Linked DNA regions of Homo sapiens: region 2 is linked to region 1. The links are chromatin contacts, found by Hi-C or POLR2A ChIA-PET in ENCODE. All regions are on one chromosome and are shown on one strand. The core of a region is the stretch at or near the end of the contact, and the rest is flanking DNA. Distances in the headings are between cores, read along the strand shown. Region 1 overlaps SOX2-OT (SOX2 overlapping transcript). Region 2 has its middle 26 kb from the start of LINC02031.

Region 1 (4,302 bases), core at 864-3,363:
GCCCCGACCGAGAAGACCTTTTCTTTCTAGACAGTGTTGTGGAGGAAGAACAATGAAGATCTAATTGTGGAGATTTCATAAGTTGGCTCCCGTAAATGAACAGCTTAGATATGGAAGTTCCAGCAGATGTGGGTACTATTCGCCTCTACAAGCTCTACCCCCCACCCCCATATACGCAGTCCAAACACTCTATTGGAGGGTTTTTTTTTTTTTTTTTTTTTTGTGGTGGTGGTGGTCCTCAGATCCTAGCAACCACCTAAAGTTTCCAGTAGTAATTAGAGCTTTTATCGGGCTTGCTCTTCAGCCCTTTATATTGCCGATTTAGCGTTAAGGCATTAAGTCCACACACCAAATTAGCGCGACTCCCAAATAGCCACAACCACTTATTCTCCCCTTCCCTCATTTTGGTGGTTGGACACCAAGAGCATGGGCCTGGGACTTTTTTTTTTTTTTTTTTTTTTGGTTTTACTTTGTTTTGATTTGATTTTTAAAACCTATTCGCTACCGCACTGTCTTGGAATATACTTGTTTCAGGCAGAGTTTTGCAAGGGACCTGAGCCATTATTTTGCAAACGCCTGGAAGAGCACATGAAACTCAGAGAACTACAATGCAGACGACAACGCCTAGAAGGAATGGGTCCCCGCTGCTCGAATGAAAGATTAATTACATTTGCCCCAAAAGCCCCAATTCTAACGGTCTCTATCGCGGCTTTTGCCGTCACTGAAGGACCGCTGTCTCTGGGGTCTTCAGACATCGGAGTCCTTTGCAAATGAAGAGCCCCCACCATTTGGAATTCGGGTCAAGGAGAAAGACTCTGAGCCTGCAGCAGTTTTTGTTTTTGCGTGTGCCCGCCTCTCCATTTTATTCAACTTCTTCTGCCTGTCGGGAAGCAGAACAATCGCTCCCCACCCACCCCCCTCCGCCCCGTTTCTAAGATAAACAGGAGGTGCAAAATGCTTTGCCTGCACACGCGCCCTCGTGGCCCAGTCTTCCTGCAACCCCCAGCGCACCGGCCATGCATCTGTCTCCCAACCAGACGTGGGAGAAGACATCCCCCCTTCACTCTTCCCACCTGCATTTAAAAACCATCACATTGACTGCTCTAGAGTCAGGTTCACATTTTTGGCCCTCCATGCCACCTTCCAGTTTCTTCCCGGTCCACTCTCTTTCTCAGGACCTAAAAAGTGACGGGGAGAGGGTGAAGAATTGGAGAAAGCAGCGGATTTTCAAAACGTATCCCCCCCGCCCCCCCATCTTTTAAAGTAGTATGTTACCACAAGGAGTGCATTTGGGAAACTTTCCCTAACAGGAGCTGGGCGCAGTGTTATTCTTCTCCATGGGTCTGCTGGCCTCCCCGCCCCCGCTGGACAATGCGTGCTTTGAGACTCGGTGGCCTGCAGGCAGCGGGAGACGAGGGGACTGGGCAGCCTTCCTCCAAGGGGCCCGCAGCTGGGGGAGCGCCAGGCAGGGAGCAGGGACAAGGAGGCGAGCCACGCAGGAAGGAAAACCATAAAAGTGCCATTTTTTCCCTTAGCCCTGCACAGAGGCAGGCTTTGAGGACCTAGGGGCAGGGCAGCTGGGGCGGGGTGGGGTGGGGGTGTTGAGAGGTTTTGCGTGTTCTTTTTACCCCCTTTCCCCCCACTGAAACATTTTATTTCGGCACATAATTATGCACTGCAGATTCTCCAGCCTCCTCGCCCTCAATCTTGGTAACCTGGTCTTTGGTTAATAATATCGCAACTCGGGACTTCAACGCTCAGACCCCCTCCAGGCCCCAGCCTCCGTATTCTCGGAGCCCTCCACTACTGATACCTCTCGCGGAGTGCGGCGCCCCGGGAAAAGCCTCTTGGCCAGGGACTCTGGGACATTACTTTCTAGTTTGTTTTGTTTTTTGTTTTTCTCCCAGAGACCACCACCACCCTCATCCTCTTCAGGCAGCATTTAGGAGAGGACCTCTGAGATCAGCAGAAGGCCTCAGACGGTCACCATATTGGTGGAAGCGTTTGTCTGATGTTTTAAAACGTATACCAAACGGGGCGTCAGGGCCACGTGCTGTGCCTTCGAAACGCCGCCGCGGGCCCTGCCTTTCAGAGCTGCGGCAGCCGGGGCTGGCGTGGAGGGGGCGCTGAAACACCGGCGGGCGTCAGGGGCCAGCGCTGAGCTGCAGATCTGGCCGCAGCGCTGAGTGAAGCGAATTATCTGGAGCGTGTTTGATCTGGGACTGCGTAGTCAGCTTCTGCTTTATTTGTTTGTTTGTAATCTCATATTTAGCAAGCCGGGACGGTGGCAGCAAGGGAGAAAGGACGGGATGGAGGAGGGGGCTTCGCGGTAACCACACCCCTTCCTAATGAGTTAATTTCCATATTTGCGCCTCCCGCATCTAGCGCCCTCTTTTTTTTTTTTTTTTTTTTTTTTTTTTTGCCTGACGCCACTGTGCTGTTGCGTCTTGCGCAGCGCAGACACCTCCACTCTGGATTGAAACGAAAAAGCTCGCGGTAAGAGCAGAAAATTGGTCTATTGATACATTCGCTCCGAGTGTTGATCTTGGCATCACCGATAGCCGGTTAATTCCCCCACCCCGCCCCCGCCAGTGGGTCGCACGCGGATTGCCGAGGGCTTGCAGGCACTCAGGCAGACGCAGACAGAAACCCACATCGACCCCCCCCCTTTCCCCGCCTCCAGCTGTCCGACCCTCAAGTCTCTTTCTTTTTCTTTTTTACCCAACTCCGGATTATTTTCCCCCTCAAGGTGAGGGCAGTGAGAGCAGCGAGGGCACAGTCCGCACAAAAAGGGGGAAAATAATCGCAAACCAAGGAACCAAAAGTGAAAGTTTCAAACTAGATACCAACCCTGATGGAGGTTGGGTGCTGACCCGACTGTGGGTACTTAAGAGAAGGAAGGAGGGAAACTGAGGTGGTGAGATTATGTCCACAGTATGGGTCGGTTAAAAGTTGTAGTAAAGAAGTTTTGGGAGGGCCCTCACTAGAAACTCAAGGCGGGTTTCAGCTGATTTAACCTGGTTTCCTACACATTTTTGCGGTGATTCTGCTCTGGAAATTGGCGAAAGAGACAGACCTTTGCAATTGCTCACCCCTCCCTGCCCCCAACCACCCTGCTTACTTTCGCGAAGCGCATTAGGATGTGGGCTCTGGCTTGAGCTCCAAAATAGCTTGCTTGTCAATTGCGAGCTGCAGCAATATCAAAGTGAACTGTCCCAAGTAACTCTTGTCTAGAAGCTGGGAAGAAGCTTAAGCAGCTCGCTTTAATGATGATTTGTAGCTCGGCGAGGGGCACGGACAGCAAACACCCCGCAGGTGTGTGCCGTAACACCATCATCCGGACTTGAATGTAGATTACTCTGGCGATCGTTTGATCGGCCCTTTGAAACCCTTTACAATTGCCTGTGACGAACGGCCAGTCTCAGTTTTTCTCTGAATAATCCCTGAGGGTAAGTCCTCCGGGCTTTTAAAGAGCTCTAGTATTTTTTTTTTAAAGAATAAAAAGAAAAACGTTCGATTTTAGTTTAGACCTCGTCAACTTTTAGTCGCTAACAGGCATCACTCAAGCCAGTCAATACTTAATGACCGTTAGTTACCCTTGCTGTCTTCCTAGAAACCATATACATATGTGTGTATATATGTATGTGTGTGTGTATGTACCTACATACATACTTTGTGTTTATAAAAAGGAGAACAATGTTATTAATTTCATTTTCTTTAGTTTCATACCTCCTTGCCTGTTTATAGAGGTGTGTGGGGGTGTTTATTGTAAACATGCATTATTATTATTAATGCCATTGTTAATCTTGTCTTAATGCCTTCTCTGTTCTCTCTGAATTATACCTACTCAGTGGGAGTTAACGTAAAGGTTAAAGCTTTACAAAGTAAAACTAGAGTTTAACCCCCCTCAGCACCTTCACACCAACCGCTGTCACCAAAATGAAAATGTAGTGCTGTTCAACCTTTAATATTTACTTAGAGTATTTACATAAGGGGAGGGAAATGAACTTTTGTCTGAAACATACAACAAGCGGCACTTTGATTTTATAAAATAAATGTCAACAATTGCTAGGGCTTATCAAACTGGGGTAGGGAGTGGGGTGGAAGTGCAGTTGGATTAAAGGCCCATTCCTGCCACTTCAGACTACAAAGGGTTACACATAATAAGTGCCGAATTTGCCTATTGCAAAAGTTTTCTTGGTGCTTTCTAAGTCACAACAGGGGAGGGGGAAAGCTGTCGTTTATTATCCAGTTCTGGGCAGGAGCAGACCCCAGTACCAAGGGGCTCTTAGCTTTGCCCGG
Region 2 (4,302 bases), core at 960-3,459, 890 kb after region 1:
ATGACATCCATCCATGAAACGTGGCAGAGTCCCATCTGGTCAGCATGTGAGATACAGGCAACAGTGAGCACCAGGTTGGGAACGCTTTGCCTCAGCGGAGTTTAGGCATCATTTAGTAAACAAGGGCAAAGCATGGAGGATTTGAAGAGCAAGGGGAAAATGCTCTCAGAGGTGTTTTAGGAAGAACGATCCGGCACTATGATCTATTTCTCCTTTCCCAGAGAAAAGCCCTACAACCTATGTCCCTCAAAACAATATGTTTATCCTCAATGTCTCTAAAAAGTGCTATGGCCATCCCTAGTAGCATATTAACTGTTTAAATAAAAGCATTATGTGAAAGACTGCAGTCCTTATGTCAGGGTAACATTGAAGGTGCAAGGCACGTGTCAGAAGATGAAATAAACTCAGAGTAACCTATCCCCTCTAGAGTCCTGGCTTTAAATTCAGGTTGCATCATAAATGAATAGGGTTTGGTGGCCTCCCGCCTATCTCCTGGGAACATTTGTTTGATTTACAAAAGTACGACACAATTTGACACACTCAGTATAATTAGCATTCGCTATTTGGGAGAATGCCCCCAGACAGCTAGAATTCAAATGCACCGAAGCCAGACCTGAATTTTTTTTCTCTGTCCTCCTCTTCCATTTTTTTTTTTCCTGCTCTCTCCTTTCTTCATCAGAGGACCATGCAAGCTGGAGATTCGAGGAAGCAAATCCCAGATGTCCCGGGTGCTCTACACACCAAATCAAGCAACAAAATGCATGTTTCAGCCTCTACCGTTCTGCTATGCGTAGAGAACAGAGGCTGTTGTTATATGTTCTGCTCCCCAGACTTCTTCATGCAACTGTTGATTACACAGTGTTGGTTTCACATAAAGAGTTTTTCTGGAAGAAGTCCCATTTCAGAGAGAGGTGCTTAGTATTTAACAGTGCTCCTGCTAATAATGATTAAAGTTATTACTGTTACTTAAATAAAGCAGGGCATAAATACATAGAAGACATTGGGTTAACTACTGCTCACAACATATGAAAATATCCTCTTTTCTCAAGCACAGGAGTTTGCCTGTTCATTTTAAATCTGTTTAATTCCAATTTTAGGGGGCCTTGTGACAGTCATCCAAAAGTTAGCTGCCAAAACTGTGACTATATTAAGCTGTTTATCACACACCAACTAAAGGTGGTGCGTGCTGGTAGACACACAGAAAAGCAAAGAAAATTGGAGCTCATTAGCCAGGGAGGCCAGGAAAGCTTTAGGAAAATTCTGAACTGGGAAATATTTGTTAGAGAATTTTAGTTGTGTTTCTTCTAAGGACAAAAAAAAAAAAAAAAAAAACAATCTAAGTTTATAAACAGAAGCAGCATAAATGAGTTAATTTTAAAGTTATAATAGACAATGAAGAGGTGAGGATAAATAGAAAACACAGACCTCAAACTCCAAGGCAAGTGAACGGAATCTTCAATTTCTTGATCCTTTGGTTTGACATGGTTGACACGCTTCCCATGGCTCACAGCCTGAAAATGCAAGGCAAGAAATTCATTTTCTATTTTTTTTCTATCCAAAAGTTACATGTGTCATTTTAGAATCATCACAAGTTTCAATTGGATGGGATCCAAAAAAATGTCATCTTCCTGTGAGTGCGTAGCAATATAGCAATGCAGAAATGGAATCATAACTGACCTGGAAAACAAGGAGGGCCTCTCCAAACTCCACATCCGAATGGACACACCACATTTGGTTTCTTCTCAGCAGTGACTAATTTTGATTAGATTTGAAGGCCCAATTTAAGCTTAGCCTAGAAGCTGCTTCCACTGCTTATTAGTGGTCTGTGCCCTCATTAACTATCATTGAAGAATGAGGTGGAAACAATCATTCAAGAGCATCTACTCAACTCTACATTCAAAGCCACAGCAGTTTATTTTATCCTTTGGTTTGGTGACGGCTTGGGAAGGGGAAGTCAATTTTCCTTCATTTCTTGGAATAGAATTGGAAACTAATTGCATGTTGCTCTTAAAATTCGTTAAAAAATAGTTTGAAACTAGCCCATAACGTCACATAACCATAGATGACAATTGGCCCCTAATTGTACCTCAAAGTTTAGCCACTGACGGTTCATTTGTATTTTCCTTCTCAACACGCTTTCCCCCTCCCCAGCACCCCAAACAAAACATGCTACTTTTAAATAAGATTTGTGGAAAGTCCTAAATGGGGTACCATAGACGAGTAAACAGTGTCACCTAGTGGGCCAGAGGACACTAGGAAAAGAAGAAAACTAGTAATCTGTACAAATGAAAATACCGGCCAACTGACAGCATTAGGCCACATTTTGCCTTCATTTTTGCCCTCTGTTGTCAACCATGAGCAAAGAAGAAAGTTTCCTCCAGGACACACTAATAAATAATCACAAACAAATAAACGCCAAACCCCACAGCTTTCCCTCTCTAGTTCCCTAATAAAGATCTTACCTAAGTAAAAATAACAGCTGGCATTAATTCAGCATTTACAGAGAGCGGATATTTTGCAGAGAGCTTTACCTGGGGCATCTCACTTGGTTACCCAGAGTCCCATTATTGGTTAGGGAGCTTTGGTGACTTGCTTGAAATCATAGACTCTGACACAGCCCCTGTGGTAACACCTGCTCTGTAGTACCCCCCACACAGCCCAAGGGCAAACAATGAGATCTCGGAGGGACAAATATATGTAATAACAGAATCATTAGACACATATTAAGCATTTACTGTGCCCCAGACTATTTAGGGGATACTAAAATGCACTGACATGGATCCTGCCCTCTAACAAGTTGTCATCTAAAGGATCCATTTGTAGAGTACTTTAGAGTTACTATCATTTCAGGCTATCTTCATGTGCCTACAATGTAATCAAGGTCCTGATTTTAGAAATGAGGTTTTGGGATTCATCCAAGTTCACACAGGTAAGAAGTGGCAGCCCTTCAGATTTAAAGGTGAGTGGATCACTCCACCTCTTGCTGCCTCTTTCACCAGTGCAGCTGCTAGAGATCTCTGGTTTCATGACGAGGTATGGAGGCCACAGACGGCAGAGAGCTGACTCAGAGAACAATTACCACAGGGTTCAGGGGTGGAATGTTCTTTCCCTCTACCATCTCCAAACCATCCCAGCCTGACAGGAATGACCATAAATCAAATCTCTTGATAGATTAGATTAAAACAGATAATTCCCATTCTGTGGGTCTCAAAGAATGAGAACTATAAGGAGATTTTCTTAATTTAAAAAGGGGTGCCGGGCGCAGTGACTCACGCCTGTAATCCCAGCACTTCGGGAGGACAAGGTGGGTGGATCGCCTGAGGTCAGGAGCTTGAGACCAGCCTGACTAATATGGTGAAACCCCATCTCTACTAAAAATGCAAAAATTAGCCAGGCGTGGTGGCAGGCACCTGTAATCTCAGCTACTCAGGAGGCTGAGGCAGGAGGATTGCTTGAACCTGGGAGGCGGAGGATGAAGTGAGCCAAGAGCATGCCACTGCACTCCAGCCTGGGTGACAGAGTGAGACCCCATTTCAAAAAAAAAAGTGGGGGCGGCAGGAGTGGCATACATGAGAAACCTACAGCAAACATACCTAATGGTAAGAGATAGCATGCTTTCTGTTCTCACTCATAGGTGGGAATTGAACAATGAGAACACTTGGACACAGGGTGGGGAATATCATACACCGGGGCCTGCCGTGGGGTGGGGAGAGGCGGGAGGGATAGCATTAGGAGATATATCTAATGTAAATGACGAGTTAATGGGTGCAGCACACCAACATGGCACACGTATACATTTGTAACAAACCTGCGCGTTGTGCACGTGTACCCTAGAACTTAAAGTATAATAAAAAAGTAAATAAATAAAAATAAATAAACAAAAAAATAAAGAGATAGCATACTTTCCCCTGAGATCAGTAACAAGATAAAGATATTCTCTTTCACCAACCTATTCAAGGTCCTAGCTAGTGCAGTAAGATAAGAAAAAGAAATAAAAAGTATACATATTAAAAAGGGACAAGTAAACTGTCTTTACCACAGGTGACATGATTATTACAGTAGAAAACTCCAAAGAATCTTTAAAAAATTATTGGAACTACTAAGCAGGTTTAGCAAGGTTGCAGGATATAAGGTCAATATACAAAACTCATTGCTTTCCTACATACCAGCGATGAAAAACTAGAATTTGAAATTAAGAAATAATACCATTTACAATACCACCCAAAAAAAGAGGAAGAAAAAGTACTTGGGCATATGTCTAGCAAAATACATATAGGATCTGCATGTAAAACTTACCTTCAG

Evidence for each region. Hi-C counts contacts between places; a loop is a spot of excess contacts on that map. ChIA-PET counts read pairs that join two places held with the same protein, here RNA polymerase II (POLR2A). Pooled maps may share reads with other maps.
Region 2: a loop to region 1 is called in a map of ectodermal cell, with 3 times the contacts of the local background. The contact joins two enhancer-like sites. A Hi-C loop is called at or near these places in 5 of 168 maps with a recorded cell type or tissue (cardiac septum, dorsolateral prefrontal cortex, ectodermal cell and 1 more), 2 of 37 single-sample maps with no recorded cell type and 4 of 50 pooled maps. POLR2A ChIA-PET finds 5 or more read pairs at or near these places in 1 of 52 experiments (H1).

Annotation. Positions count from the first base shown.
Region 1 is chr3:181,724,600-181,728,901 of GRCh38, forward strand. The region is part of intron 6 of SOX2-OT (SOX2 overlapping transcript); the gene reads left to right. Among named protein-coding and RNA genes, the nearest start is that of SOX2, 15 kb to the left of the region's middle. RefSeq lists an enhancer at 2,989-3,727. Within about 2 kb of position 2,114, at least 3 of the 41 ENCODE cell types and tissues checked have a DNase peak (open chromatin) inside an H3K27ac peak, as active enhancers do.
Region 2 is chr3:182,616,087-182,620,388 of GRCh38, forward strand. No RefSeq gene overlaps it. Among named protein-coding and RNA genes, the nearest start is that of LINC02031, 26 kb to the right of the region's middle. Within about 2 kb of position 2,210, at least 3 of the 41 ENCODE cell types and tissues checked have a DNase peak (open chromatin) inside an H3K27ac peak, as active enhancers do.